Regions from separate parts of the Homo sapiens genome. Here region 1 is linked to region 2. The links are chromatin loops, found by intact Hi-C in ENCODE. Cell type or tissue: IMR-90. All regions are shown on one strand. Each heading gives the region's core, and the rest is flanking DNA. Links, peaks and the distances in the headings are about the cores only.

The links. A loop is a pair of places that touch in the nucleus more often than their neighbours do. Peaks named below come from ENCODE experiments on the same cell type or tissue, not always from the same donor. Only the 100,000 strongest peaks of a DNase experiment are listed, where the experiment ranks them.
Region 1: a loop joins it to region 2, with 8 times the contacts of the local background. A loop is called at or near these places in 2 of 110 quality-filtered maps.

The regions. Positions count from the first base shown.
Region 1 is chr11:130,641,963-130,656,920 of GRCh38, forward strand. No RefSeq gene overlaps it. Among named protein-coding and RNA genes, the nearest start is that of MIR8052, 17 kb to the right of the region's middle. In IMR-90, for the core only: no CTCF peak of the experiment used is centred there; DNase peaks (open chromatin) are centred at 4,609, 8,909 and 11,199; H3K27ac peaks cover 2,447 bases.
Region 2 is chr11:130,473,757-130,487,667 of GRCh38, forward strand. ADAMTS15 (ADAM metallopeptidase with thrombospondin type 1 motif 15) reads left to right here. Exons shown (of 8, transcript NM_139055.4): 8 at 1-2,889. The coding sequence ends at 65. Among named protein-coding and RNA genes, the nearest start is that of ADAMTS15, 32 kb to the left of the region's middle. RefSeq lists an enhancer at 3,931-5,130. In IMR-90, for the core only: no CTCF peak of the experiment used is centred there; DNase peaks (open chromatin) are centred at 4,665 and 6,575; H3K27ac peaks cover 4,913 bases.

The sequences.
Region 1 (14,958 bases), core at 4,051-12,050, 170 kb after region 2:
AACAAGTTATAATCCATTGTTATTTATGATCATTATTTATTTTGGTGCTTAAATTGTCCAAGATTTGGCCAGTGAGAGTTCCTTCAAGCTGGCTTTTGTGTCCTCTGGACTTGCGCCATCACTCTTTGTGCTTTTCCTTATTTTCTGGCAAAAAGAAAGATTGTTTCAGGGTCATCTTTTACTTTTCCTACCTCGCCCTGGAATTAGCCATTTTGCCAAGGAATCATGGTTCTTTTCAGTGAAAAAATGGCATTTGGAAAAGAAAACCTGAGTGCTAGATGAGTTTACTGCCGTTGGGATGTTACTGTTCCCAGCCCCCTCTCGGAGGGCAGAGCTAGACAATAAAAAAACACACATACACATATTTATATCTACATTGCAGCTAGGTAGGTAGATAGATAGATAGATAGATAGATAGATAACTATGAGTTCACACCTACATCTCTAATTCAAATCCACAGGGTTCATCCTCACTTTGTCTTTTGCTGTTGTGAGAACTGTGATGATTAATTTTATGTGTCAACCTGACTGGGCAGATATTTGATTAAATATTATTCTGGGTGTATCTGTGAGGGTGTTTCTGAGTAAAGTGGATGGCCCTCTCTGATGTGAGTGGGCCTCATCTAATCCGTTGAAGGCCTGAATAGAACAAAAAGGCTAAGTGAGAATTCACCTTTTCTGTGTGACTGTCTCTGAGCTAGAGCATCCATCTTCTCCTGCCTTTGGACTCAAAATGGAAATACACCGTTGGCTCTCCTGGGTGTCCAGCTTGCCTATTCCAGATCTCGGAGCTTCTCAGCCTGCATATCTGTGTGAGCCAATTCCTTATAATACATCACATCCTATCTATCTATCTATCTATCTATCTATCTATCTATCTATCTATTATCTATCTATCTATCTATCTATCTATCCATCCATCCATCTATCTACCCCTCTACCTATCATCTATCACCTATTGGTCCTATTTCTCTAGAGAACCCAGGTTAAAACCATAACCCAGCAAACAGCCTGGCTTCCCTAATTCTCAATATATTTACTTATCTGACATATCCTCCTCTGTGTTAACAATTTCCTTTCACCTGCATCACCTGGCTGCCCCTGCATGGAGACCCTCCTCACCTCCCTGAGGCTCTGGCAGCCATTGCATGGGGCCACATTCCTGCACAGAGGGCCTCTTGTGGAGCCTGGGCCCTGGGACCCCTCAGAAGGCCAGGGCACCCTCTTGTGCTGACACTGCCTCTGCCGGCTCAGGCTGTTGTGCCTCTGCTCTGCTGTGGGAGTGCCTACCTTGCTGCACTCCACCAAAGCTTAGGACTGAGTTGTTCAGGAAAGAAAGGGAAGGGGAGAGAGGGGAAGGGCAGGGAGGAGGAGTGGTGGGGAAGAAAAAGAAGAGGAACAGGAGGAGGAACCTGATTTTTCTTTTCAAATCTAGTTCCTTCCTTCCCAACTATTTATTTGTCACTACCTTTGATGTATCCTGTAGGTGCTTTAGAATCTACGTATCTGAAACTGCTCACATTTCCTCTAGTAAAACCTTTCTCTCTTTACTTTCCTTTGCTGCTGGTGACAGTATAAGTTAATTTGATTCTTTCTGGGGGACAATTTTGTTTCAAAAGCCTTAAAAGCCCCCACATTTCCTTTGACTTCCAAATTACACTGTCAGGGATTTATTCTAAAGAAGTAATTAAAGATGTGTAGAGATATTTAGCTTCAAGGATATTAATTATAAGTAAAATTGGAACCCTGCGGAATGGTTAGCCTCAGGGAACAGACAGAGTAAGTTGTGGTAAATTCATAAATTAGAATTCTAAGTAATCAGTAAAATAATGCTGAATTACAATTATTGATGTGAAAAATGTATATTATATATTGTTGAGTGAAGAAAAGTCGTAAAATGGAATAATCCCAATTGCAATTAAAGTATTAGAAATATATAAGCATAGAGAAAGAAAACAGTATACCAAACAGGAATAGTAGCAATGACATTATGGTCATTTATTTTTATTTCCCTTAATATGTTTTCAGATTTTTCTTCAACAAACACTTTTTGTGTATACAATAATCAAAAGCTACAAAAAGAAAAAAAAACCCATGTTTTTGTCTTGACTTTGCTATTTCTGTTAATAGCACAGGCATTCTTGAAGTCATGGAACCCTTGGCATGAACATTGACAGCTCCCTCTCGCCTGTCACGGAGTCCTGTTCACGATATTCCTTGGGGCATACCTTTCTCTCTGTCTGCGGGCCGCCTCTGCAGCTCAGGCCTCGCAGCCTCACACCTGGACTATTGCCCCGGCTCCCATTGCATTACCTTGACTGAGCTTTCTGCTCCACCCTGACCCAGGCAGCCAGAGTATCGCCCTGGGGAAGTTCTTTGATCACAGCTTCCTCTGCCGAAATGCAGAAACGTTAGTGGATCTCCCTTCTTTCTGAATCTGGGCTGCATTCCTTAGCCCAGCCCTCTATCGCCTGGTTGCAGCCAGTGTTGCCTTGTCCTTGTTTCACACTCAGACTCTGCTCCCACAAACGTGTTCTGGCTTCTCTTTCTTTGGTTTGACATTTTCCTCCTTCTCTGGTCTGCTCAATCACTGGCCGTTCTGGAGTTACTTTCCCTCCGCCCTTGCTCCTGCCTCATTCTTCAGTGCCTCACTCAAATATCATCTCTTATGTGATACCTCTCCCTGTAGTCCCCACTGGGTGCAATTTTCCCATCTCTGAACAATGTAGCACTGTGTGCCACTCCCATTTTCTTCCTATGGAATAAAGATGTACCATCTTCGGCTCTCTCTTTTTTCTTTTGTTTAGGCCAGCTCTCTTCCCCTGTGGCACAGTCTGTCCACTCCAGAGGCCGAGTCTTCTTCCTTGGAATTCCTTATCCTTGGCTCATCTTCCTGTCCATTTCATGCACTAATCTAGGTTGGAGAAAACCAGACATTGAGATCATAAAATTTGGACCTGATCTTTTAAATTTTTCTTGAAATTGCCTACTCCTCAATCCACTAAAGTCTAGTTTCTAACCCCTTAGATGCTATCAACATTGGACTAGCAAAGGTCATCAATAAGGTGATGAAAAAAAAAGGTTTCTGTTTGTTAAATCCAGCAGACTCATGGGTGTTAGGGGCACAGCCCAAGTGGGCTTCCTCTGCCACTGGACAGGCTAGAGTCCAAGTCCCAGCCTCCCCTTGCACTGTCTCTATCTTGTGCAAGTCACATACGTTCTTCAAGAACCAGTTTCCTCATCCACTAAGTGGAGATAAATAATAATAGCACAATTTTTAATAATTGTAAAAATTAAATGAGACAGTGTTCATAGAATGTTCACACAGTGTTGAACGCCATGAAGTGCTCTGCAAATATGAGCTACTGCTATTATCACAACCATAAAGTTAAAATCGTTATACTGGCCTCTGCCTACCCTTTACCCTCACTGCGTATTGCAGCCCTTTCCTCCTGCGTATCCAAGGCACTTTATGCTTCAGTTACAGCAAGATGCAGATAGCTTCCCAAATGCACTCACTCTGCCCCATCTCTGAGTCTTTGTGCTTGCTCTTCCTTTGACCAAGGATATCCTTCCCCCATCCCTTACTTGCCTGGTAGACTCCTATCCACCTATTCCTTCCCTCTTTTGAAACCAAATTCATGTGTTGCTTCCTAGCAAAAGCCTTCCCTTCTCTTCCCCGAGAATGGGATTTACTTCCTCCTCTGTGCAATCTTTGCGCCTTGTAAATATTTCCATTGTTGCACTTATCACATGTTATGAAATCTTATGTGTTTACCTTGTCACCCTCCAACTGTAAAATCCTAGACTCCGCTTCTGTTTCGGTATTCAGTATCTACCACAGTGCACGGCACACATTAGGCCCTCAACAATATTTGCTGAATGAAAAAAACATGGGAGGAGGCAAAACTCAGAAGTGGCAGAGCCAGGAATTAAAACCAGGACCTCTTACTCCTGACCCCATGTTCTCCCGCGGACATCCCCCAAGAGTCACGGACGCGGTGAGACAATTTTGCAGGTTGTCTTCTAATGTCTCATGGTCTTGGATTGACCTGAGAGTGAGATTTACTGCCCAGTGATAGGAAAGCTTCAGCCTCTAGCTCATCTCAAAGGAGTTGCACAGGGAAGGGACTAAAGCGCCTCAGAAAACAGTGGGCATGTGGAAGGCTCTGAGGCTGCAGGCAGGAACCTCAAAGACCCCATCCAAAGCAAAATGAAAACTCTTTGTAAAGCTCAGTAAAAAAAGAGAGACATTAAAAAAATTGATATTAATGTGATCTCCAGGCGGTGTTTATTGAAACAATCTTAGGTTCATAATCAAAACAATGTTTTATCATTTCCCCTCCAGGCTGGTCACAAGCTACAAACTGGATCATTTGACACATCTCTCGTGCACTCGAAACTCAAATTGAAACTCTGCCATTTTAACCGTACAAAGTAAAATAACTTTTCAAAGCCCCACATATATATTTTTCTGATTCATCCTTTTGATATTTTACTTGGACCAAAACCCGAATTCACTTGGTTTCCTCCAAGCACATATTTGGGCTACTTCCATCATTGTTCTTGGAAATGATTTTTCCTTTAGACATAGTGTACACTGGATATACAACCTGGTCAACACCATCACAGGCCACAGCAGTGACTCCCTCGTGGGCTGTCAGGAGCATCCTTAAAATATTATGTCTCCACAAAGGATGAGCAACTGGTTAGTTGTGCAATGTTCAGGAAAGCGTGTGTGTGTGTGTGTGTGTGTGTGTGTGTGTGTGTTTATGTCAGCAGGAGTGAGCTTTGTGTCTGCTGGGGAAAATGCTGGGTAAGCATGTTTTTCAGAGGGTTTGCAGAATTTCTGTGGCTTGTTTGCTGATATGAACGAATGACAGAATATGTTTTGGGAAGATATGTGGGTATGTTTTCATTTATCTTAGGGAGGAATCCTAAGTACAGGAGACTTAACATTGGGAGACGTTGTGTCTCCTGGGTGGTGTTGGCAGGGGCTATTTGTTAGGAGAATATGAAAAGCTCATCAAAACTGGGCAAAGTTTTACTTTATTGTCTTAGAGGAAGAAAAATCAACTTGTTCCACTGGTATGGGATTTGACCACGGCAGCTTCCAGGAACTGGGATGGCCTGTCTGGGGCAGGAGCAGGGAGAATGGAGCCAGCTACGTGGATTAGTCCATTTTGCATTGCCATAAAGGAATGCCTGAGAGTGGGTGATTTAGAAAGAAAAGAGGTTGATTTGGCTCATGGTTCTGCAGGCTGTACAAGCATGGCAGCAGCATCACTTGGCTTCTGGGGAGGCCTCAGGAAGCTTTATTCCCAGTGGAAGGTGAAGGGGAGCAGGTGTGTCACATGGTAAGAGAGGGAGCAAGAGAGAGGAGGAAGTTCCAGGCTCTTCAAAACCCCCAGCTCTCATGCGAACAGTGAGAGCTCACTCATTCCTGTGAGGGGGGCACCAAGCCATTCGTGAGGGACCCACTCGCATGATCTAGACACCTCCCACCAGGCCTCACCTCCAACACTGGGGGCCACATTTCAGCATGAGATTTGGAGAGGACAAACTTCCAAACCACATCACTATGCTTTCACCTGAAGTCAAGCTGCCAAACTCTTTGTTGTCCCTGGTCATCTAACGAGTCCACTGGCATGTACCCCACTCCTTCGTGTACCCCATTTCTGGCCCAAGCTCCCTCACATCAGGTTCCCACCTCCTCACCTGCCTGTGGCTGATCTTTGCCCCTTCTCCCTTATTCTTGGTCCCTTCTTTCCCAGTTTTCTCTCTCTTTGTGGTTGGTCCTGGCTATCTGCTTCTCCTCTCATTGTCTGCTCCACTGCAATCCACCCCATGCTTTTTTATTTCTGCCCTGATTTTTCCTACTGCTTCCTACCTCTGTTCATCTTAGGCTCTGCCTTCCCCATTCCCTTACCTCCCTTCCTCCCCCAGGCTCTGGGTCTGTGTGCTCTAATGGGAGCCTAGGTGAAACACCGACAGGGGAGGACGACCACAGTAAAAGACTCAAGTAAAAGAAACACCATGGGCATGGTGGCTCATGACTGTAATCCCAGTGTGATTGGGAGGCCAAGGTGGGTGGGTCGCCTGAGGTCAGCAGTTTGAGACCAACTTGGCCCACATGGTGAAACCCCGTCTCTACTAAAAATACAAAAAAAATGAGCCAGGCATGGTGACACACACCTGTAATCCCAGTTACTCGGGAGGCTGAGGCAGGAGAATCGCTTGAACCCAGGAGGCAGAGGTTGCAGTGAGCCGAGATCGTGCCACCGCACTCCAGCCTGGGCAACAGGGAGAGACTCCATCTCAAAAAAAAAAAAAAAAAAAAAGAAAGAAACACCATGGCGACAGGCAGGAGCAACTAGAATCCCTTGAAAGAATTCAAGTTCCTTTAATGTAGACTGTTCCTAATACACAACGGGGTGATCAGAGCCAGTGAAGCCATACTGCTGCCTCTGGCTCATTGCAGTCCGTTTTTAATAAAGGCTACAGCTGGACACAGTAAGCAGAGGAACTCGAAGTTCCGCCCAGTGCTGAGATTCTATGGTTTGCAGGATATTACAGCTGTAATATTTTAAATACTTTAAAATCATGAATACGTATCAGTTTTAATTGATCCAGGCCTAATCTTAGCTAGAAGGAAGAAGGCCCGGCCACTATCTGAGCTCTGTTGAGCTATTTGACAGGCTTGCCTGTCCTCTTGGCACTGCTGCCGCCGGAGCCAGGGAACTCTAGCACACCCAGAACTTTCACGGAGGCCAGAGTTGCTGCTTTCCAATTCCTCCCACAGTTTAGGGAGGCGATGAGATATCGGTGCTCTCATTCCATGTTGCTGTGACTTCCAAACATCATAAAGCAAACTGAGAATGGCCCTGGCCGAGCCGTCAGCCCCAGCCTTGCTGTACTTCTGGTCCGGAAGAGACCGGATGGGAAGCCTCCAGGTTCTCAGCTAGGGTAGGTCGTATGCACCTGGATGTCAGCATCTCCTCTAGTTCCTGAGGGGCCTCCTTCCTAGGCTCTTCCACCAGAATCCAAGTTGCTACCAGGCACAGCACTGCATATATTTCTTGGCTTGACTAGCTTTTGCCCAAGTGTGATGGTTAATTTTTCTGTGTCAATGTGGCTAGACCACCATACTCAGCTATTTTGTCAAGCACATCTGAATGTTGCTGTGAAGATATTTCTCAGATGAGATTAACATTTAAATCACTAGACTGAGTAGATCACATGAAAATATGGGTGGACCTCATCCAATCCTGTGAAAGCCTTAAGAGCAAACACACTGACATCCCCAAGGAAGAGGAATCTCAGCCTCCAGACGACCTTCAGAAACAAGACTGCAACATCGACTTTTCCTCAGTCTCCAGAATGCCAGCCCATCCTGTAGCTTTAGGACTTGCCAGTCTCCACTGTCCTGTGAGTCCATTCCTTAAAATAAATCCCCCCAACGCTGCTGTGAGTGCACGCATGCATGTGCACACACAAAGACACACAGACACACACACACACACACACTATTTGCTCTGGGGGGCTAATATGCCAGGTGAGGCCCAATCTAGACACAGCACAAGGTGGTCTTTCTTTCATTGTTTAATTTATTGCTGCCACAAGATCCTTAAAGCAACTCATTGAGTGTCCAGGATTAAATTAGCTCTTGGATGGTTGACTGCTGGTAACTAGGAGCTATCGGCCTTTAGGGTGACCAACATCCTGGTTTGCATGGGCTGAGGGATTTCTTGAGCTGTGGGAGCTTCTAGGGGTAAAACTGGGAAACCTAAATAAATCAGTCAACCCAACCACTTCAGCAATTTGGGCAACTGGGTTTTTTCCATTCAAATGCCTAAAATTTTTGAGACTGCACCTCTGGTGTACTTACTAAGAAACTGTTGTGCCTAACGTCTCCAGATCTTGGTTGTTGATGCAACAAGCACACAACCCCTGTCACAGACATGCCATTTTAAGGCCCTGGTGTTGCATCCAAGAACCACTCAGAGCCTTACATAAACATATCTTCTAATGTCCCCAAAGCACTTTAATGATGAGTGTGCCTCTTGCCAGCAAGCACATTTACATGCTGGCTGTGGAGTATTCTTAGGATTCTCACTGCTGGCTGCCACAAGCCACGGCCGACCCTGCTTAGGTTCTTTTCTGTGCTTGGGAGCCACAGCTGTGTATCTCTGAACCCTTCTTTCTCAAATGCTAGTGCTCTGTGACTTCCAGTTTTCTGGCAAATTCACCGTTGCCCGGCATGAGCCCTCCAAGTGCCCTTCTTGTGGTTAGCTCCAAAGCTGAATGTCTGTGTGCAAGCCCCTTAATAGAATCTAGACAAGATCAGGCCTCTCCCTCTGCCAAACCCCTTTCTGTGTGGACACAGTTTCTTGACGGCCCAATCTGTAAGACTGGACAATGGAGAAAGTCAGCGTTTAAGAGGTTAATGCCCCTCGCCCGATTGCCCCACTTCTCTCCTTCCTGGGTGGTGTGAGTTGGGGCCTCTCAGAGACTGAAGTCTAGAGGGCCCTCAGGCATTCAGGCCCTCCGAGCCCAAACAGTTCCACATGGCATGTGGGTTTTGATGTGAGAAGCTGCACATAGGAGATGAGTGTGTTGCTATTTATCAGACACTAAACTCCTTGCTCAGAAAAGCCAAGCCCCTGCACTCTCGCCCCATTAGAGTTGCTGACCATGAAACATACTCATCCGCGGAGCCACAGATAACTGCGGGTGGAAGTTGAGACCCTCGATGACCTCTGTGGCAGGTACTGTGTCAGGCACTCCACTCTGGGCAGTAGATAACACCACCACCATTTTACCAATGAGGAAATGGACTCAGATTAAGTGGTATGTTTGGTGTCACAGTAAGCAAGCAGTGAAGCTAGGCTTTGATCCCAAGTTTCTCTGACTCACTCCAAAGACCAGAGTCCTTCCTCTGATGCTTCACAGCTTAACAACATGCAGATACATGACATGTTCCAATCTCAACTTCATCCTCTGTGGACTCAGAATTAGGATGGCGTGATAGATTGTTAAATATGACCACAGATTCCTCCCATCCCCGTGTGCATGTCCTGTGCACGGCAAGTTTGCTGTTTCTGCCACCATGAAGTGGAGGCTTACTTCACTCCTTCAAACTGGGCTTGGCCAGGGAGCTAGTTTTGGTGAACGTGATGTTAGCAAATGTGATGGGACATGAGGCTTGCCAGGTGCTTGTGCATTGGGACTTGCCTTCTCTTGCTGCTGCAGACCCTTCCTCCCCCACAGAGCAGCTAGAGGCATAAAGCGTAGGCAGCAGCTAGCACCAACTGCCAGGAGGGCAGATGATGCCATCTTAGACCAGCCAGCCCCCAGCTGATCCTCCAGCTGACTAGAGCTGCATGAATGATTCAGGAGAGACTAGGAGAAGAACTGCTCAGCTCAACCCAACTTAATTATGTATAGATTTGTGAGCTGATAAATCACTGGGCTGGCTTGTTATACAGCAATAACTGGTATGGAGGGTAACACCCTCCCTTGGGCATAGGAACTGCAGAGGTGCATGTGTGCGCACACACACACACACACACACACCATCCCATGTTGATTTAGCTACTTGGTTGATTTCACTACTTGGGAGAAGGCCGACCACTAAACGCTCAGAGAGTGCCCCACCTGGATGGCTGTGCCTTTGTTTCCTATCTTTCTGTCACTTCCCATTACTTTCTTGTTTCAGACTCTTTGTGCCAAAGTCCCTGTGTTGGCGGGGGGTTGGGGAGGGGGCTGGTGATCGAGGGGGTGGCACTCAGCATTTCGCTGGGACTCATTGCCCCTCTATAGGATAATGGGATAATGGATTAGTTCTCTCGCTCATTGTTGGGCCTTGCACATTCTAGAGCCTCAGACCTTGCAAGAATTCACTGTTTTTCCTTCTTTCCGTTAAGCTCTGGGTTCAGCGGTTTTTGCTGGGTTTTGGGGAGGAGAGGATAGTGGGAGTGACAGGAAGATAGACTCTGATTTCCCCATGAACGAGGATGAGATGAGCTAGAAAATGATGAAGAACTTCCACTCCAGGGTAGAGTTGATTTGTCTATAAGAATAAAGATTAATTTCTCCCATACTCATTCTGCCCTCTGCTCATCTAGTTTTTTTTTTTTTTTTTTTTTTTTGAGACGGAGTCTCCCTCTGTCGCCCAGGCTGGAGTGCAGTGGCGTGATCTCTGCTCCCTGCAAGCTCCGCCTCCCAGGTTCACGCGATTCTCCTGCCTCAGCCTCCTGCATAGCTGGGACTACAGGTGCCCGCCACCACGCCACCACACCTGATTAATTTTTAATAGAGACAAGGTTTCACCGTGTTAGCCAGGATGCTCTCGATCTCCTGACCTCGTGATCTGCCCGCCTTGGCCTCCCACAGTGCTGGGATTACAGGCATGAGCCACCGCCCCCGGCCTGCTCATCTAGTTTTTAAGAGAAGTTTGTATTCCCCTTATCCTTATGAATGTAACATAGGCCTTATTTCTTATGAATAAAACCCTTGTCTAATTAAGTTTTCTGTCTGGTAAAAACAATGCCAAAGGTATAAATGTCCCTTCCCTCCCAATAATAGACCTGTTGATTGAGTAGGTTTATTGTTGTTATTATTATGTGATGTTAATGCACCTAAGCAGTGTCTTAGATTGTCCAAAGAAAGCATCAACGTATCTCAGATTATCCATGTTTCGTACTTTTTTAAAAAAGAAAGTAAGACGTGGTTTGATATTTTTGCTGAAATCACCCAGCAACCATCTACAACAAGGGATGGTGAACTTTCTATAAAGGGAAAGACAGTAAATATTTTAGGCCTGGCTTTCATGTGGTTACTAACCGAACTACTACACTGCTGTCGTAGCATGAGGGCAGCTGTAGGCAGCAGTAAATGAATGAGCATGGCTGTGTTTCAATAAAACTTTATTCACAAACACTGGCAGTTGGATTGGCTTTGGCCCAGCAGTTTGTAGTTTGCCAACCCCCATCTAGATGTGGAGATTCTGAGCTATGGGCATACAGTCTTTGGGGTTGTAAGTCAGTCTTCCCAAGATGAGCTTTTATGTACACTGGGAAGCTGGTGTTGTAAGGGGCCTCAGATAAGCCTAGACTGGTATGAAATCTAGTCCCACCCTCTCATTTTACAGATGAAGCAATAGAAGCTCAGAGAAGTGAAGCAAATCACCCAGAATGAGGCAACAGAACTCATGCTCCTGACACTGAGCCAGGGCACAGCAGTTGCTACATACTTTCTTTGAGTACTTCCAGTATGTTTCCAAGAGCTTTAACAATAATAACACCTAACATACAGATGTTTGCCAGTTTATCATTTAGAATGGTGAGAAAATATATCTTGTTTTATATATGAACAAATTGAAGCTCATAGACTTTCAGTGACCTGCCAGTGGATTCAGCTAGTCATGGATCTAGACACAGACCCATGCCTTTGGACTCTAAGGCTGGCACTATTGTGCTGTAGAAACACGTTCTATAGATAATGCCTCAGCTGCAGAACAGAAGAAGTAGAGAGAAACTGGTAACTTGCCATTGACTCGGTAGCTTTGGTTCTGAATGTATTTCTGGGTAGAGCAATAGAGGGGATCCCTCTTGGTTCCGTCTTTGAAGATTTGATGCTGTGAATTTGGACCTGGCCTGGCAGCAGATCTTAAAGTGACCCCTGCTCTTGAAGTTAAGGATCTCTAGTACTTCCTGGTGCTGCCCCATTAAATGCAAGAATCTGGCATCTACGTAAAACTTTTTTTTTTTTTTTGCATACGTTTTCAGGGATTAGAGAATGCAAGGCACTTGCTGAATAGTGGTCATTAGGTATGGAATAATTCAGGTAGACAAGCTCAGCTTTAGAGATGCTCCCTGCAGCTTTTTTCCTCCCGGGGGAGAGAGGTGGAGAGTAACTGTGTCTTGGTGGTCAGGTACACCTAGCACAGTACAGGGTGCACAGACAGCAGGACACTGCCTGGTTTATATCAGTCCCACCCCTTCCACCCTCTCAGTGACACTCAGTGACACTCTGCCAGGGCAATGGTGCCTGGCGACCTCTTCCCACTCACATTCCTGAGCACTGCTGAACCCAGCCCAGCTAAGCAAAGCCTGCCAAGCAACTCGGCACACAGAGTGCAGTGAACTGCCTAGAAGAATGCAGGGACTGAGGCCAAGGTCTGCTTGGCTTTGTTATCATTTATTTTGGTGTATTTATTTAATTGTATTTGCAATTTCTTCTTCATTTTCCTTCTTTGCTCTTGGATGGCACGTGACAAGGACTTCCTGGCATCACATCTAATTATACTATTTTTAAATTTTCCCTTCACGCCCCATCACTGGCAAATGTTTTTCAAAAAACTTGATGAGATTAAAACTAAATTGACCAGATGGCTTCTTTGCACCTAATTAACACAGTCCACTGGTGCCAGATTTCCAGGGCACAGGGACCCATTATCCTCATGCTTACTTCCTTGAGCTGCACCACTCTGTTCTGCCTTGTATATTTATCAACTCTGGAAATGGATTTAAGGAAATGCACAGGTGTTACTGAGCTAAGAGGAGTCTTGGGGCTTTAGGGTTTGGCAGAGAAATGCAGCAAAATGTGCTGGGAAGAGTCCCTAAGTTGCATGAAGGATCATCTTTTCATCTTCCAATTCTGCTTCCTAAAGCCCAGCTAACAAGGAGAGTAAATGGTCTAGAACTAGAAAGCTAGACCTGGGTTTCATGTTCTGTCCCTGTTGTGTTCATTGTCCAAATTTGTTAGAGGGTATGAGAATTTTCTGGTTAACACTTAGATTCATGCATCCATCCCATATTTTCTAAGTTCCTCTAACATACCAGACACTGAAATAACAGCTGGGGATATCATTACAAATAAGACAGGCAGTCTTTGCCATATCAGAACACATAGTCTATTTGGGGGAAAATATTAAAAAAGGTAGTTCAGGTGTTGTTGCAACCACTTCTTTTCCTTCAAATGGTAGTATTCCATAAACTATAAGGCAATTAAGAGATTTGGAGTATGTCTCTGCAATATCTTCTCCGGGGCCTACAGGGTCATAAGCCTCTCTATTGTTGACAGCCGTGAATGGCCCAGCATCCAAACCTGCCTATGGAGCTGCAGCCCACTTCTCCACTGGATCCAAGAAAGGAATACAGAGGAGCACTCCTTTCCCCACGCAACACAATGGGTTGTGGTACATACGTGACGTTCCTTATGGAAGAGTTGTGGTGATCTCAGAAGGAAACATTCCAACTCAAAAGGACAAAGCCTGAAACTGTACTTAGAACTTCCTATTTTATTACACAAAGGAAAGAGACTTTATCTTGGGCCTTCACAAGGAAGACATCCTTCTCCGACCTGGCTGTCAGGTTCACTTTTATATTCATGTGTATTTCTTCTTTAAGCCTCTCAATCTGCCACCTCTCAAATGTTTTCTCTGGAAAAATACATTTCCTCCACTGGCTGAGGCTCTAGGTTCTTCCTTTCAATCTTCAGTCTCAATTAGCATTAACTAGATGAGCACAGATGTTCACTGACTCTAAGTTTCTCAGGCTACACAGCCCATGAGTGAGTGTGTAAGTAGATCCTGTACCTACCAGTGAAATTGTGACCTGCTGGTTCCCGACTTAAGTGGTATGTTAGCTAAAGATATCACTCTAAGATAAACATAAGCTTTTCTTAGTGTCCAGATAGTTAAATCCCATGATGGAAAAATAATATTTCTGTATTAGCAGGCCTTTCTGGCTTAGTCCCTTGGGAATGATAGGACCTCATTAGTGGGTGAAAGGGCCCCAGGCTCTTTCCTGTTCTGATCAAGCCTGGAAGAATCACACCACAGTAACTTCAGTTTTTAATGGTTATTCTATTTATAATTTGGGAAATAATTACAGTTCTGATTAAATTATGTTGTTTTTAGTTTCCCTCAAATGGGAGGAGGAAGACTGCAAATTTGTCTCACTTCAACAATTTGTACAAATTATTTACTTACCGTTGTTATAATTAACCCAGAGGAAAAAATACAGGGTTCCATGATGTGCACAGCTGGGGACATCAGACATGATCTGGCAAGAAAGGGAGAAGGTTCCTTAAAGAGTTGAGATATAAAAAGTAACTAAGCGTCTTCCACTTCCAGTCAAGATGGAGTAATGGGGATTGGATTTACCCTCACACTTGACCCAACTACAGCACTGGACAAAATGTATGAAACAATGACACTCAGGACATTGACCATCAAGTGACAAAGGAAAAGTAGGAGGGGAGCCCTGTGATTACTCCAGCTTGCAACCTGCAAAAAATATTCAGGTCACAGTGCAGGTAAGAATCAGATGTTTCCTTGAGTTGGGAAGACAAAATTAGGAGTCCAGGGAAGCCAAGGCAGCTAGAATTTCCACAGAACAACCACCATAAATGAGAGATCCAGGCAGAGAGAATTCCAGAGATATTCAGGAGATTCCTGTCAAGTACTCCGTTGAGCGTGAATCAGGCCATGCATGTGAGAAATTATCCAAGGCTGGGGAAAGAATCACCTTGAGAGGATTAGAGGAAACAGTAACCGAATGTTACAGACAGTCTGTTTCCAAAAGCCACAGTTGAAAACCCGATTTAAGGGGCATCAGCTACAATTCTAAGAAGTGTCTTACCTCAATAGTGGGAAAAATTATCCCTAGGCTAAATGCAGCTCTGGTCCCAGCTAACGAAGTTTAAAGCAAGTCCTGAAAAGACCAACTGTTTTTGAGTAACCTAGCCACATTCTAGAATCAAACTTAAAAATTGCTCAATTTTTCCCCAAATCTGATTAAAACTGCAAAGCCACAGGCCTAAGAAGTTCAACAAATCCTAAGCACAAGTAACACAAAGAAAACCACATAAAAATGGTTAAATGTTAAAGTGTTTAAATTTTTTAAAACCAATTATGAAGAGAAAAATTTTAAAAGTAACCACTGGAGAAAG
Region 2 (13,911 bases), core at 48-8,047:
GGGACCAGTGCAACTTGCACCGCAAGCCCCAGGAGCTGGACTTCTGCGTCCTGAGGCCGTGCTGAGTGGGGTCATCGCTTTCTCCCCCTCACTCTCCACCCCACTGATATGCCAGCGTTCTGCCAGCTGGAGTAGCGGGCAGAGGACGGTGGCCAGGGGCTCACGCCACGATGTCACCCACATCCGGGGACAAGGACCATGGGCTGGGGCGAGAGGTTCCCTCCTCCTCCCTGGACTGGGCAGAGGGAAGCCCAGGAACTCCCGCACAGTCTACCTCAGGCCCCGCTCCTCGGGCCGGTTGCGGGGAGAGGCTTTGAGGTGCAGGGCAGAAGGTGCTGAGGCCCAGTTTCCAAGGAACTTGGAGGATGGGCACCTTCCAGGCAGAACTTCAGGGACCCCGGCCCCCAGAACGGAGGCCACAGGCTGCTGGAAGAGCCATGTCCCAGCAGCTTGGCACCCTCAGGTGGCCCCATGGGCTCTGAGCCGTGTCTGAACGAGGCAGGGTTTTCACGGTGCTTTTAGCCCACTTTCCTTTTTGAACTGACATGGACTAAGCAATAAAAGCTGGCTGGGGCTGGGCAGAAGCCACGGGGAGAGTGAGATTAGGGCCCCTGGAGCCTGGCACTCCACCTTGGAAGACGTGGACGTGCACAGGGAGTCCCGAGGTTTCTCATCCTGCACTCTTGGCCCTCCTATAAAGAAGCAGCCTCTCCTTCCTCTGATGTGCAGGGTGTAGGACTAGTGGTAGGGCTGCCACGGAAGTGTCCTCTGAGGCTCTGCAGGTAGCGGGGAAAGCCAGTAGGGAGTCTGCTGTCTTCTTCAAGATGGAGCCGGCCATTACAGAAAGATGTTGACATTTGCTAGGGGCTATGCAGTCTGTGGCTGATGCAGGGAGTTTTCAGAAAGTTCTGGAGGGTTCTGCTGTCACTGGACTGGGGTTGGTGCTGAGCTCTGGGCCTGGCTTTGGGAGATGTCACCCTGGGATAGGGAGGAGGAAGCTGCATTTCTAATGGCTTCCTCCTCCAGAGAGGCACGTATATGCAGGCTGACATCCGAGGGTCTGTGTCGCCTCAGACAGCCCTGACAGTGGCCACAGTCCCGTACCCATTGTGAGGGGCTGGGGCATGCCTAGGAGGGCTAGGTGCTGAACATCTATGTGCCTATAAACTCGTCTTCGTTCCAAACAGCTACTGCTGTCTGCCCTGGGCACGTCACGTTGCATCCTAGGCCTTAGCTTCTCCACTGTTTGCTACCTCAGATTATGCCCTCTGGGAACCCAGCCGTATCCCTCCCCTAGGACAGTGGTGACCTGGTCCTTCCACCACACTCAGTCTTTGGAGAGCGAGCTGTCCAGCCACAGAAATGAGGGTGTGGTGCGTGGCTTCCTGCTCCCCACAGCCCAGCCCCCTGTTGGGGCTCCAAAGCCGAAGACAGGGCCTCTTCAGACTCCTTGGGAGTAGGTTTCAGGAGGCACCAAGAATCAATGACTGACCCAGGGGGCCTGGCAGCCACTAGTATGAACTGCTGGAGACCTGTCTGTCTTATAGACATGTCAGGAAAATAGAAACAGGCATTTTCTCTAGCTCCAAGTGGGGAGATATTTTGGGGTCACAGCTTCTTTGGCTAAGCAGGGTGTTTCTTGAAGGTTCAGATGCCCCACTGTGTACATGGGATATTCTGCTTCTGAGTGTAGGTGATGAATCCAGGTCCTCAGTGGAGAATTTTCTGGAGCTAAGATCAAAGCATGTGTCTTCCTGGGAGAGAAGAGTTCCGTTCTTTTATGTGGGTTTCCCTAATAGTCAGAATCCACAAACCAGCCAGCCAGCCAGCCAAGCCTCTGCGATGATGTTCTCATCCGGTCTAACGCTGGGCTGGAAACCTTGGACAGAGTTCATGCGGGGGCAGAGGGGGTGCCAGTCTCTGAGGCAGGGCTGCAGTCACCCCTGAAGAACTAAGTGAACAGGAACCCCTCTGTGCCAGTGACCACTGTGGGGCTAAAGGGACAAAAAGGACCAGGGTACCAGGCAGAAGCAGATCCTTGATAGCTGACGACAGCACTGCGCCCTGTGCTTGGTGCACTCCCTCCTTCAGGAGGAGAGGGTGGCATGGGGTCTGTGCGGGATGGCAGGGGGATTGGGTGGGTGGGAAGAGAGGTGCCATCGGTAGGAGGCTGGCCTCCAGTAGAGGAGAGCAGCTTTTGCCATCAGTCACTTTACAAACCATTTCAAGGAAGGACAACCTCTCTGGCTCCTGACACAAGCCAGGCCTCGGTGCTTTTATCTGTTGTGGTGGTTTTTCTTCTTTCCCTTTTTAAAAGACGCATGACCAAGACAACCTAGGGAGTTTGTCTTGCTTGCCTTTGACTATTTCCTTAATCCAACCATGCTCTCGAGGGCTGAGCAGAGACTAGACTCAAGGCACAGGTTTCTGGTGATGGAGTAAAGTTACAGCGGTATCTCATGTCTACACAAGAAGAGGAACGTTCTGAAAGCTCCAACAACTTCTTGAGGGGGATGGACCAATACAGCTTTGGGCTCAGGATTCCCTAGCCTCCTCTGCCCATCGCGTGCACTGATTGGAGGAGTCTGGCCCAAACACTCTCATATGAACCTCGACATGCTGGAGTGGGGTCTGGCAGGAGCTGATGACAGTTTGAGGGACTTGAGTGTCCCTAGCCTGGCAGTTGGCTCCCGGAAGCACTAGACACTGACACTCATTGGTAGACCCTCCCTCCCCGCCGTTGTGTTTGGTTCTTTTGCACTCCATGTACTGCAGAAGGATGGAAGGACCTGGGTGCTGGCTGGGCTGTGTATACTGTGTATACAAGGGAGCTGGCTGCTGAGGTGACCACAGCCTTCTCCTAATAAAGCTGTAAGTATTTAAAACCTGTGTCCTGCCTCTGTGACTGCTTCTCATTCATGCATGCATTCCTCACATCCATGGAATGCCCAGCTTCGCCAGCCACTGTGCTAGGAGCTATGGAGACAGCAGTGACCTTGACAGGCACAGTCCTGGTCCTGTGCAGCTCCCAGGTTAGCTGAGGAGGCAGAGCTCAAGTCAGCAAGCAGAGAGTTGTGGCAGATCGTGCTACAAGTGAAGGAGACACCAACTGATGCTGAGAGTGGGAGCTTGGATGTGGGCGTTTGATCGCATTTGAACTTTTTCAGAGAGAAGGAGCTGAAAAAAGAAACGAAGAAAAAAAAGCTTGGGTGTGGGAGAGAGTGATCAGGGAAAGCCCCTCAGAGGAAGGGACAACGAAACAGATTGAAGGGTGAGACAGCAGCCCTGTTAAAAGGGGACGGGCCTTGTAGCAGACAAGCAGAAGGCCCAGTCCTGGGGGCCGCTGGGGCGGGGTTTCAGGAGTGCTTGAGAGAAGCTCTGGGGCCGTGCGTGGGTGAAGGGACGAGGCACGGGAGAGGCCAGAGGGGCCCCTGTCCTGTGGGCTTCCAGTCTCCTGCCTTAGGAGGAAACCCCAAGTGTCCCGAGGGAAAGGTTCCTTCTCTTTGGAGAGAGAATGTTTCTCTCTTCCTAGTTTTGTGCTGGTCTGGAAATGTTAGCAAATATACAGGCGTGGGAGAGGTGTGACGCATTGCAAAGAACATCTAGAAACTCGTGTTGGTCGCGGGTCTGAGATCCTCTCTTGGAATCCTCATTTCCTACCTGCAAAGTGAGAAGGGTAGATTCAGTGTTCTATTAGGGCACGTTCAGCTTTAGCAGTCTGGGTTTCTAGGCCCAGTTATGGTTTAGATTTTGCTAGCTGATGGTTTGTTTTCAGTTTGGGGTTCAGAGATGAAGGGGTTTCTCCTGTTGACTTTCCAGCAGGGCAAGGCCATGGGGAATGACTTCCTCTTGAGCTGCGAGAGCTGCCCCTTCAGGCATGTGGGTGAGGGATGTGGGGAGGTTGGACAAAGTTTCAGCACTTGATAGAAGGTTCTGGAAGAAGGAAGAACTAGCCAGAAGAGGCTGCATGAGTCTATGAGCTAGCAGAAGGCCCAGAAGGGAACTGCAGGGGTCTGGGTTAATGTATAAACTGGAAGTCAGCAATTGTAAGATCTTTCTAAAATTGCTCAAAATGTTGTCATATTCCTGGGGTTATTTTTGTAATCCTTTTTGTTTTCCATTGAAGCAATTGCCAGTAAAACCTTTCTAAGGAAAAGGTCCTCTGGGCTGCTTTGGGGATCAGCAAATTAAAGAGGAAGCAGAGGAGGCTGGGTCCCAACTACAGCGGCGCCTGGAGGCTCAGGAGAGCTCCAGGTAAGGCAATGGGGTGTGTGGCGGGCAACAAGCTTGGCTGCATTTTAAAGTTTCTGGAGAAGGAAGCAGCAGTTTCCTAAATTTGCTGGCCTTTGAAGAGAGGTAGGAACGATTTGCTTTGTAATCCATCCTCTGGAGGGGAATGCGTTCTTGCCCCAGTGAGAAAAAACCTTGATAATTACAAAAAGGTGTCGACCCCTGGGTCGTGCTCTGCCTGCCCAGTGAACCCTGGCGAGCCCCCAGCAGGCTGAGCTGGCGTGGCCAAGGGCAGCGCGTGTGACCCCAAGTGTCTTTCCTTTGCTCCTTGGCTTGTCTCCAGCCCTCATGGATGAGTCAGCCCTGAAGCCTGCAATCCCAGCAACAAATCCCAGAAGAGCAGAACATCCCCCTTCATCACTGCCATGGTGTCACCCCTCAGCCCCCGGCAGCTGTGAGAAGGCAGCAGTGAAATGTTTGCTGCTCCAAAGCATGAAACTGGGGAGGGAGAGGGCAGCCAGAAACTCAGCCTTCACCTTCCCCTCCCTTCAGGCCCACCCCTTCGTGCTCAGCTGGGCAGCCCTGCCTTTGTTTTGCTCTCCTGAGCTGTGGTCAGTAACGTAAGTCACGTTCCAAGCAGTGACCAGAATGTTGTGAAGGAGGAGATAAGAGTTCCTGACCTCCCGAGGCATTCCAAAGAAGAAACAGAACTATTTGTTTCCAAAGGAGAACAATTTTAGCAGAAAGGGTAAGATAGAGGGAGATGAAGAGAGGAGGGAATCTCCTCGTGAAAAACTGGATTTGGGAAAAGGGTGAAAATATTGTCATGGGGAATGGCTGGAATTTGATGAGATTTTAGCTGTACTCCTAGGCTGTTAGAAACAATTGCCTTCGTATCATTCCCCGTTCCTGTACCTAGCCACGGTCCCAGACAGTGTCCAGGGCCTTAAGCCACTGCTGTCCCAGACATCTGACCAACAGTTCAGATGACCTCAGGGGACTGGGATTCTGGCCTCAGCAGGGAGTACCCCGAATCTCTGCCATGGGTAATTGAGCAGATACTCCTGATGTGGTTTTGTTGTTGTTGAGGATTTTGAGAAAAGAGCCTTTGAGAGTGCTCTGGAAATGTGTTCAGGAGGATGACATGGCTTTTCTAAGCACCCTCCCTGGGCTGAGTCTGCAGTGCATGGGAACCTGGTTCTGAAGCTGCAGTTACACACAGCACCCAGAGCCCAGGGCTTGGGACACAGTCAGTGGTCAATGAGTATTTGTGACGCAGAGGCTTCCTTGGGAACACACAGTAAACCAAGAGGGATGAAGGAGCCTGTCTCCGGTGGAAATGTGGGGACGCTTCTCAGTGTAGGCACTGTCTGTCTGCATACATGGTCCTGTTTGATCTTCACCGCCTGCCCGGTGCTGCTGCTCCTTGCAGCCCTCTGCTCAGCTCACGCATTTCATACGCTTTCCTTGGGGATCACGTGCTATCTCACTGCTCAGTTAAAACCAACACATCAGTGGATTCTGCGTCTGCATACATAACCCTCCCACCCACCTGTGTTCACCCAGACTCCCCACCAACCCCACACAGACCACCCCAAACATCTCATTATTCATCCAGTCACATGACTTGATTCCACCTCCAGGATATCTTCAAACTTGGTCCCTTTCTTCCTTCCCACTGCTGCTGCTGTAGTGCAGGCCAGCATCATGTCTCACTGGAGTATATCCGTAGTCTGTACCTGTTTTCCCTTGTTTCAGATTCGTCCGCTTTCAATCTTTCCAGCAGGTGTGACATTTAGTGACAGCAGGTGCCCCATCTTGAGCTCTCATGGCACCCTCTGCGTCTTCTGACATTGAGCGAATTGCTTGTCCGTCTCTTTGGCTATACCCTAAAGACCTCGAGGGCAGGCTTTAATTGTCTTGGCACTAAGTGCTTGGCACACAGTAATCATATAATGATAATAGCCATCACCCAGCATTAACTATATATAAGCATTCTATTAAGGTCTTTACTTCTCTTATTGTATTTATTGTTCATAACAACATTATGAATTATATTCTATCACTGCCCCTCCTCGTGTATCAGGAAGCTGAGGATCAAAGATGTTAGGGACCTTTAGATATTCCCCCGACTTGTAAATGGCAGCATCAGGACTCCGAGCCCTGTATTTACTGAAGAAGTTGTAGAATGAACCGCTTAGCCTACTCCTCGAGAAACATTTTTTTGGGGGAGATGGACATGAGAAAATGATTATGATGGCGCATGAGAAGTGCTCCAACAGAGGTATGCTTCTAGATCTATGGGAATTATACACGAAGCAATTGCAGGAATCACTGAGTGGACCTGGGAAGGAGTCAGAGGAAATGATGCTCTTGAGCTGAGTTTTGAAGAATGAATAGAATTTGTTGGGCAGATAAGGAGATTCCTGGAAGTGTGGCCAGCACGTACGATGGCATGGAGGTCAGGAATGAAAACAGCTTGATGTGGCTGGACTGTAGAATACATGAGAGAGTGGTGGGCTTGAAGCCTAGGCTGGGCTGGGGTCTGATCATGGAGGGCCTTCTATGTTGCATTAGGGAGTTTTTGCTTTGTTTGACAGGCAGCAGAGAGCCATGGAAATATTTTAAATCAGACTGTAATTAGCTCACCACTCCAGTGAGCTGGTAGTAAGCATGGACTGGGATAGGAAAAGACTGTTGGCAGAAAGACCAAGTAAGAGGCTCCTGCAATAATCCAGATTTAAGACCATGAAAGCCTGGCAGTGTAAGTGGATTGGAGAGGATGACATAAATTCTAGAAATATCTAGGAGAAGTATGAGCTGGTCTTGAGTGCTAACCGTGTGCAGCGTATGACAATAAAAGCAATGTCAGAGGAAATGCAGATTAATGTTTTCCATCTCAACGACTTCCTTGCTTTACAAAAGAAGTATAAAATTAGGCCATTCCTTGACTCAGAGATATGAGCATGCAACAAGGGCAGGGGAAAGGCGGATGTACTTGACTTCCTCTTGGGATTAAGTTTCTAAAATATGGTACTGCCAGGATTCAGAGGGATGAGATGACTGATGGTTTCTCCTGTTGCTCTCACTTCCAACCACGCCTCCTTACCCACTGCCTTAGTTCCTGGCATCACATCCCTCAACCTCCAGCCTTAGTGTGGTGTGGTTAGCATGGCACCAAGAAGACATGGGCGAGTGAAAGGAAAAAATAGAGACCAGAAAAAACAACAGAGATAGTTCACGTACACTAGTGTGAAATCAACGATATGGTATTTCAAATGTACTTTAGCAGAGGTCGTAGAAACAGATTTATTTTTTAATATACCCCCTGTATCTTTCAATTAACTGTACATTGTGCATAATATATTTCAATACTGGTATCTCAGGATGGGAATAGCAGAAACATATGTTAGTGGAGTTGTATTAACTCTAGGGACAGTATCACTGGGTTACGAGATATTATGGCTCCACGTGTCTCAGCAACATATGTTACCCATAAGGAAGCCTGTGGCTTTAATGTGTAACACACTGTGGACTGGATTGGCAAGCGGATGGGACTTAGGTTGACAAAAACCGAAGATCTTCTGAATGAGAGGTTTATTTTATGTATTATATCTGGGCAAGAAAACCTTCCTGAAGCAATCTGGCTAAATCTCCTTGTTGCCTAATCTCTATCCGAAACGGGGATTCCAATGGTTTAGGCCACTGCTATTTTTTCCCCTAACATCCTAGGCAAGTTTGCACATATAGATTGCCTTCGAGATCATTAGATAAATACCTAGCTGCTGAATGGGAAAGTTTCTGTTAGTTCCCATGAGTCCAGGGCACTATGTCTTGGTAAGTTCACTTTAGTCTTATTTCTTTAAAAGTCACCTATTTAGACATGGCCCGGGTGGCCTGGACGACCACAGCCTGGGGAGACAGGTGACCTAAGCTTCTGTCTAGACTCTGCTAGCACTGGGTCATTTGCACAAGGTCACCCTCTGGGTGTTCATTTCCCTGTTTGTTAGATGAGGCATTGAACTTGATTGTAAATTACGCATTCCTTTTCAAGCTCTAAGACACGTCGATTCCATACATTGAAAATCTCAGCTCCAAGGGGATTAAAAAAGTGTGTCTGCCACTTCACTTGAAACAAAAGGAGATGTATCTTTTGGCTGTATACTTCAAAAATTTCCATGCTTCTCCACTCCTATTTGGAAGTTCCTCACCCAAGGCATGTCTACCTGCTCTTCCACCGGTAGGCAGCCCTCCAAAGGGGAATAAACATTTGCAAAATCTCAGTACATAGATTAGCTTCTGAAGTTTCCTTAGCTCCTCTTGACTTTTAAAGTAGTTTTAGATGTCAGCGACTAGGAAACTGATACCTAAATATTTCTATTTCTTCCCTGTACTTGTCATGCCCATACCTAGCAAATAAAATCCGTTTTGAACTCTGCGCTGCTGCCCAGTGGGTAGCTCTATTCACTGCATTTTCCTTGTACTGGGCCTTGGGGAAAGAGACCTCAGTTCCTTGTGGAAGGTGGGATAAAAAGAAGGCTGGCTTTTGCCAAGGGAGAGTTCTCAATACCCAGACACTCTTAAGGGATTGTATGTTGTATATGTCATATGTGTTTATAGTTTATAAGTGTTTACATCAGTTATCTGTCCTCATTGGAACTTGGTGAAGTACATTCTATTATTATCCCCATTTTGCAGATTAGAAAATTGGTGTTTATAAAAGTTGGTACGTGACAAGTGGCTTGATAAGTTTAGTGCTAGAGATGGTAAGAATGATTACTCCTGGGCCTCTGATCTCACAGAGATTCTCAATAGCCAAGTTTCTATCTCAATTGTCAAAGAACAGTGGGTTGGGTGGTGGATGGTATTTTCAGTTTAGTACAATAACTACCGATGGCAGTGTGTGCTTGGAGTACTAAGAAGGAAACCCAAAGCATTGGCCATATCCTTGAAGGGCCTATAGTCCAGGTCAGGGGACTGTGCATACACTTGGAAGGTAAATAAAGAGTATAGAGTAGTCCAAAAAGAGGAGGAGTTATGAAAGAGGAGTTGAAACAGGCAAGGAAAGCACAGGTCAGAGTTGGATGCTGGAGAAGAGAGCCATGAGATGGTGCAGAGGAACTCAGGAGAGTCCTCCCCTTGACGCAGGGCTGTGTCTTTCCCTGTTCTTTTTCTCTTCCTTCTTTCTTTTTGATATTTTGTTATTATTTTCTCAGTATATTCCAGAAATAATGGAATATGAGACAAAGGATGTGCACTCTGAGAGGTCACAGTCTAATGTTGACGTGGTACAGCTGATCTGAACAAAGACATGAGGCAGGGACAACTGAAGCCTCTCTGCAGGGGAGGAAGAAGCCGGCTTGGAGCAGTGGCGCTGTGCCTGAGAGGTGTGGCGGGGGAGAGGGTGTAGAACCAGACTGGTGGGGGAGCTTGAGTTCTGTCCAGAAAGTTGAGGCTTCATGTTAAGCCTTGGCAATGGAGAGTCTGGTTTCTAAACAAGGGAATAGTATTCTGAAATTCTGTGGTATTGACTTTTTTAGGTAAGAGAAATGAGGAGAGGAGAGAGGAATATAGATTTATGTGCCTCGTGCCAGAAATGCGTCTCTGCATTAATGGGTTGAGTTCTTTGAAGCCAACTACGGAGAACTCTGCAACACTGCCGTGCCACTGCCCGTCTCCCCCCAGAACTATTCTTAGAGGAATTTAGCAAGGACAACAATGACCTATGGAGCAGTGACATCCATGTGACTTCCTAGGTTGGTCTCTACAAGTTTACGGAGTCACTTAGGGTACTCAAGAGATAATAAGTCCTAAACTGAAACTAGAGACAAAACAGGCTCCTTGACTTCTCTGGAGTTAAAGGTTCTGTCATTTTCTAGAGTCAAGTATGTGAATGACTCTTTTTTCTTCCTTTTCTTTTTTGGCTCTGAAAAAGGTCAAATTCAATAAAAACAAAACAAAACAGAAAACCTAGAAGGGAGAGCAGGAAGCCAGTTTAGTACAGGGAAAGAACCATGATGAATTATTTAACGAACTGTATGCTTGCAAAACTCAAAGCTCCCAGGCAACATGACTTATACTGACTTATAAGATATGCTTCATATTTGACATGAGAGCTCTTTGATGAGTCTAACCTCTGAAAACACTCATTCATAAATATGCAAGATTACACCTGTAGGAATGTTCGGCCCAGCATTGTTTGTAATGGAAAAGGATGAGAGAAGAAAGAAAAACGAAAAGGAGGAAGGAAGAGAGGAAGGTAGAAAGGAAGAGAGAAGGAACAAGAAAAAGGATTTAGAAAGCTACCAAAAAGAGAGCTGTTTAAATCAGTTATAGTACATTTATAAAATGGAATTCTCTGTAGCAGTTAAAAAGAAACATGGCAGAGCTGTGTACTAGTTGGCCAGGGCTGCCATAACAAGTGTCACAGACTGGAGGGCTCACATAACAGAAATGGGTTTTCTCAACTCCACAGGCTGGAAGTCTAAAATCAAGGTGTCGGCAGGGTTGGTTTCTCTTGAGGCCTCTCCTTGGCTTGTAGATGGCTGTCTTCCCCTGTGTTTTCACATGGTCTTTCCTCTGTGTGTGTCTGTGTCTTAGTCACTCTTTCTTATAAGGACACCAGTCATATTGGATTAGGGTCCACCGTAATGATCTCATTTTAATTTAATTAACTCTTTAAAGCCTGTCTCTCAATACAGTTACATTCTAAGGTGTTGGGGGTTAGGACTTCGACATATGAATTTTGGGGCGGTCACAATTAAGTTCATAACAAGCTAAATATACTCATATGGAAAGGTGCCTAGAATTTTTAAAAATAAATAAATTGCAGATCAGTATAATTAGTATGATACCATTTTGAAAACAAATAGTATATATGTAACCTACATGTATATAGGTATACCAAAAAAACATGTGGAAAGATATATGCTGAATGTTCAACAGTGAAAATTTTGAGAAAGTGGGGGCCATGCTGGTGATAGGGATGTGGCGGTATAGGAATGACCTCTGGTGATTTCCCTCCATTTCTTTACCGTATGAATTTCTTTTGTTTTATGCTTTATTTTTGGTATTAGCTTAGTGATGAAGAGCACGCACCTGGAGTCAGATTGTCTGACTCTTGATTTGAGCACAGGCTCAGATCCTGACTTTGCTACTTTGGAACAGCTTTTCTAGATCTCTGTTTCTGCATTCATAATGGAGAAAATAATAAGATTTGTATGATAGATCAGATAACGAATGGAATGCATTCATTGGCACAGTGCTTGGCACCTAGTAAGACTGATGAATATTAGCTACTTTTATTACCATGGAAAGGCAATAGACAAGGAAAAAAGCTCTTACATGCAATTTATGTTAAGAAGTATGGCGTTCTTAATCCCAGAGTGTTGTTAAATCTTGTTCAGTTTAATTGAACAAATAATTGAGATTCTACCGTTTATGCAAGGGACTGCCCTGAAACGTGCAGAGAGGAATGAGGAATAAAAGTAGTTAGACCAACGTTTACTTGTAAATAACTTCACAATAGGCAGATACAGCTTCGTCTATAAAATAACCCTAACTCACAGGGCTGTTGCGACTGCTTAATGAAGAAATGTCTGTAAAGCAGATATTAGTAAGAATTCAAGACACAGCAACGTTTTTGTTGTTATATTCGCCTCTCTTTTGTAATAAAACCTACCTGGAAAATTAAATCTGGAAGGCAGCTCAGGAACTACAGATATAGGAAGAATTACTTAAGGGAAGTGTCACCAAGCCACGCAGACACTGGCTCATTCTAGATGTCTCTAGAAGCAGACAGGAATACCTGTCATGGCTAGGTGTTGTCTGCAGCACCAGGTGGGAAACTGACAGGTTTCCTCCTCACTATTCCTTTTTGGTGACCAAGAGCTTCTTTATAGCTTCACCACGGAGACAAGTGACAGCTTCTTAGGTTATTGTCCCCACCCAAGAGATTGGCTTCTTTTTGGCACTTGCTTCCCGGTGGCATGGATTATTTCTGAAAGGCACCTGTAGATTCTTGTCCCTTTCCCCGGGTCTTGCAAGACAGTTTTCTTTGTGGGTCCCTGGTAGCCCACACTGACACTTGGTCAGTGACACTGTGGCCACTACATGAGTAGTGATGGTGCTGGCCCATCCTGGGCTCTGCACTCTTGGTCTCATGCGTGGGCCGGGCCCCTGTCTGTGTGTCCACGGTGCGTGCCCACCCTGACGGCACCTGCTGGCGGCTCGCACCTCAGAGCCTGCGTGGGCCGCGGCTGCACCCGAGTCCTCTGCTTCATCGAAAGAGACTGACTTGGCAAGCCCAACTTGACAACAAATTAAAAAGAATGCTCGGGCTAGACATGGGGGACTGTTTTATTTCATTCTTTCCTTTGGGGGATGTCTTGTGGGATTGACTTTCTTAGTGAGAGAGATGAGGAGAGAGGAACATATACTTGCGGGATTTGTGCCAGAGGCGGGGAGGTGGGAGGAGTCTGGGGAAAGGATTACAAGAAGGGCCACGAGGAGCAGGGACTGAGGGAGGGGCTCCCGGGTCTGGGGTGGACCCCACCATTGGGGGAAGCAAGCGGAGGGAGAGCCTCGAGGGCAGCGTCCCATCTGCAGGGGTGCGCGGTTGGGGGCGGTGGGCATCTGGGAAGAGAGGTTGAGGCGCAAGAATCAGCTCAAGGATCCAGGTCCAATCCCCAGTTCCAGGCCCTGTGAACTATGCCTGACCTCCAGTGACGGTCGCTCCTGCTGGTGCTTTGGCCTCCTTATCTGTAGAGGGAGGTAATAGCAGTACCTGGCTGACAGGCTTGCAGAGGGCGTGTAGAGCACCGAGTGCCCGTTGTCCTTGTCACCCAGGTGTGCAGTGCAGGTGAAGGCAGCAGCAGTCAGGGCGCATGGGCACGGGAAAGGGGATCCTCCCAAACCTTATCCCTTCCCGCCTCTCACGTCTTGCCTTACTCAGGCAGCTTCTTAGAAGACAACGTTCCCTCCAGCAAGGTCACTTTTCCAACGCCCCTGGCTAGGGAGGCGGCACCTCCTTGAGCATCAGCCACCAATGTCCCCTCGGTGGGGTCCTGGCTCTTTCTGGATTGGATCTTATACGCTCTGGACACGCAGGCCCGGCTGGCAGAAAAAAGGGCCTCAGCTGCAGCGGTCACGGGTCACAGCAGATCACCCCTCGCGTGCTGGGCCTCTCCCTGCAGGGCACAGGCCCCAGCCTCTCAGCTTTCTGCCGGGTTCGAGGCCCGGCCCATCTGGGACGTTCATGTTGGAAATATGAAGTGTGACTTCCCTTGCCTGGGGACGCCTGAGCCAACCCAGGCTGGGCTTATCTCTTTACTCAACACAGTGTTTGTTTGAGGACAATCAAAGTATGTTCTCTTTCTGCTTTCTTCCAAGGGAGGAAAGAGCAAAGCCGGCTGCTACCCCGGGGCAGGGGCTGCCTGGCTCAGCGTCAGATCTGCGCTCTCTTTTTAGCCTCTGATCCCGGCCTACGCCTTTCTTGGGCCAGTCTATGGAATTAAGCATACTCAAGCTCAGGGCTCTGCAGCCGACAGCATCTCTGAACTTAGCTCTGTGGGGAGAGTTCATCCCCACCCTGCGCCATGACTCCCTCACTCCCCGGTCACAACCCTCCATCTCCAGCACGCTGAAGCCCTTTCTCCACCCCAGACTGCAGCCGCAGGCTCC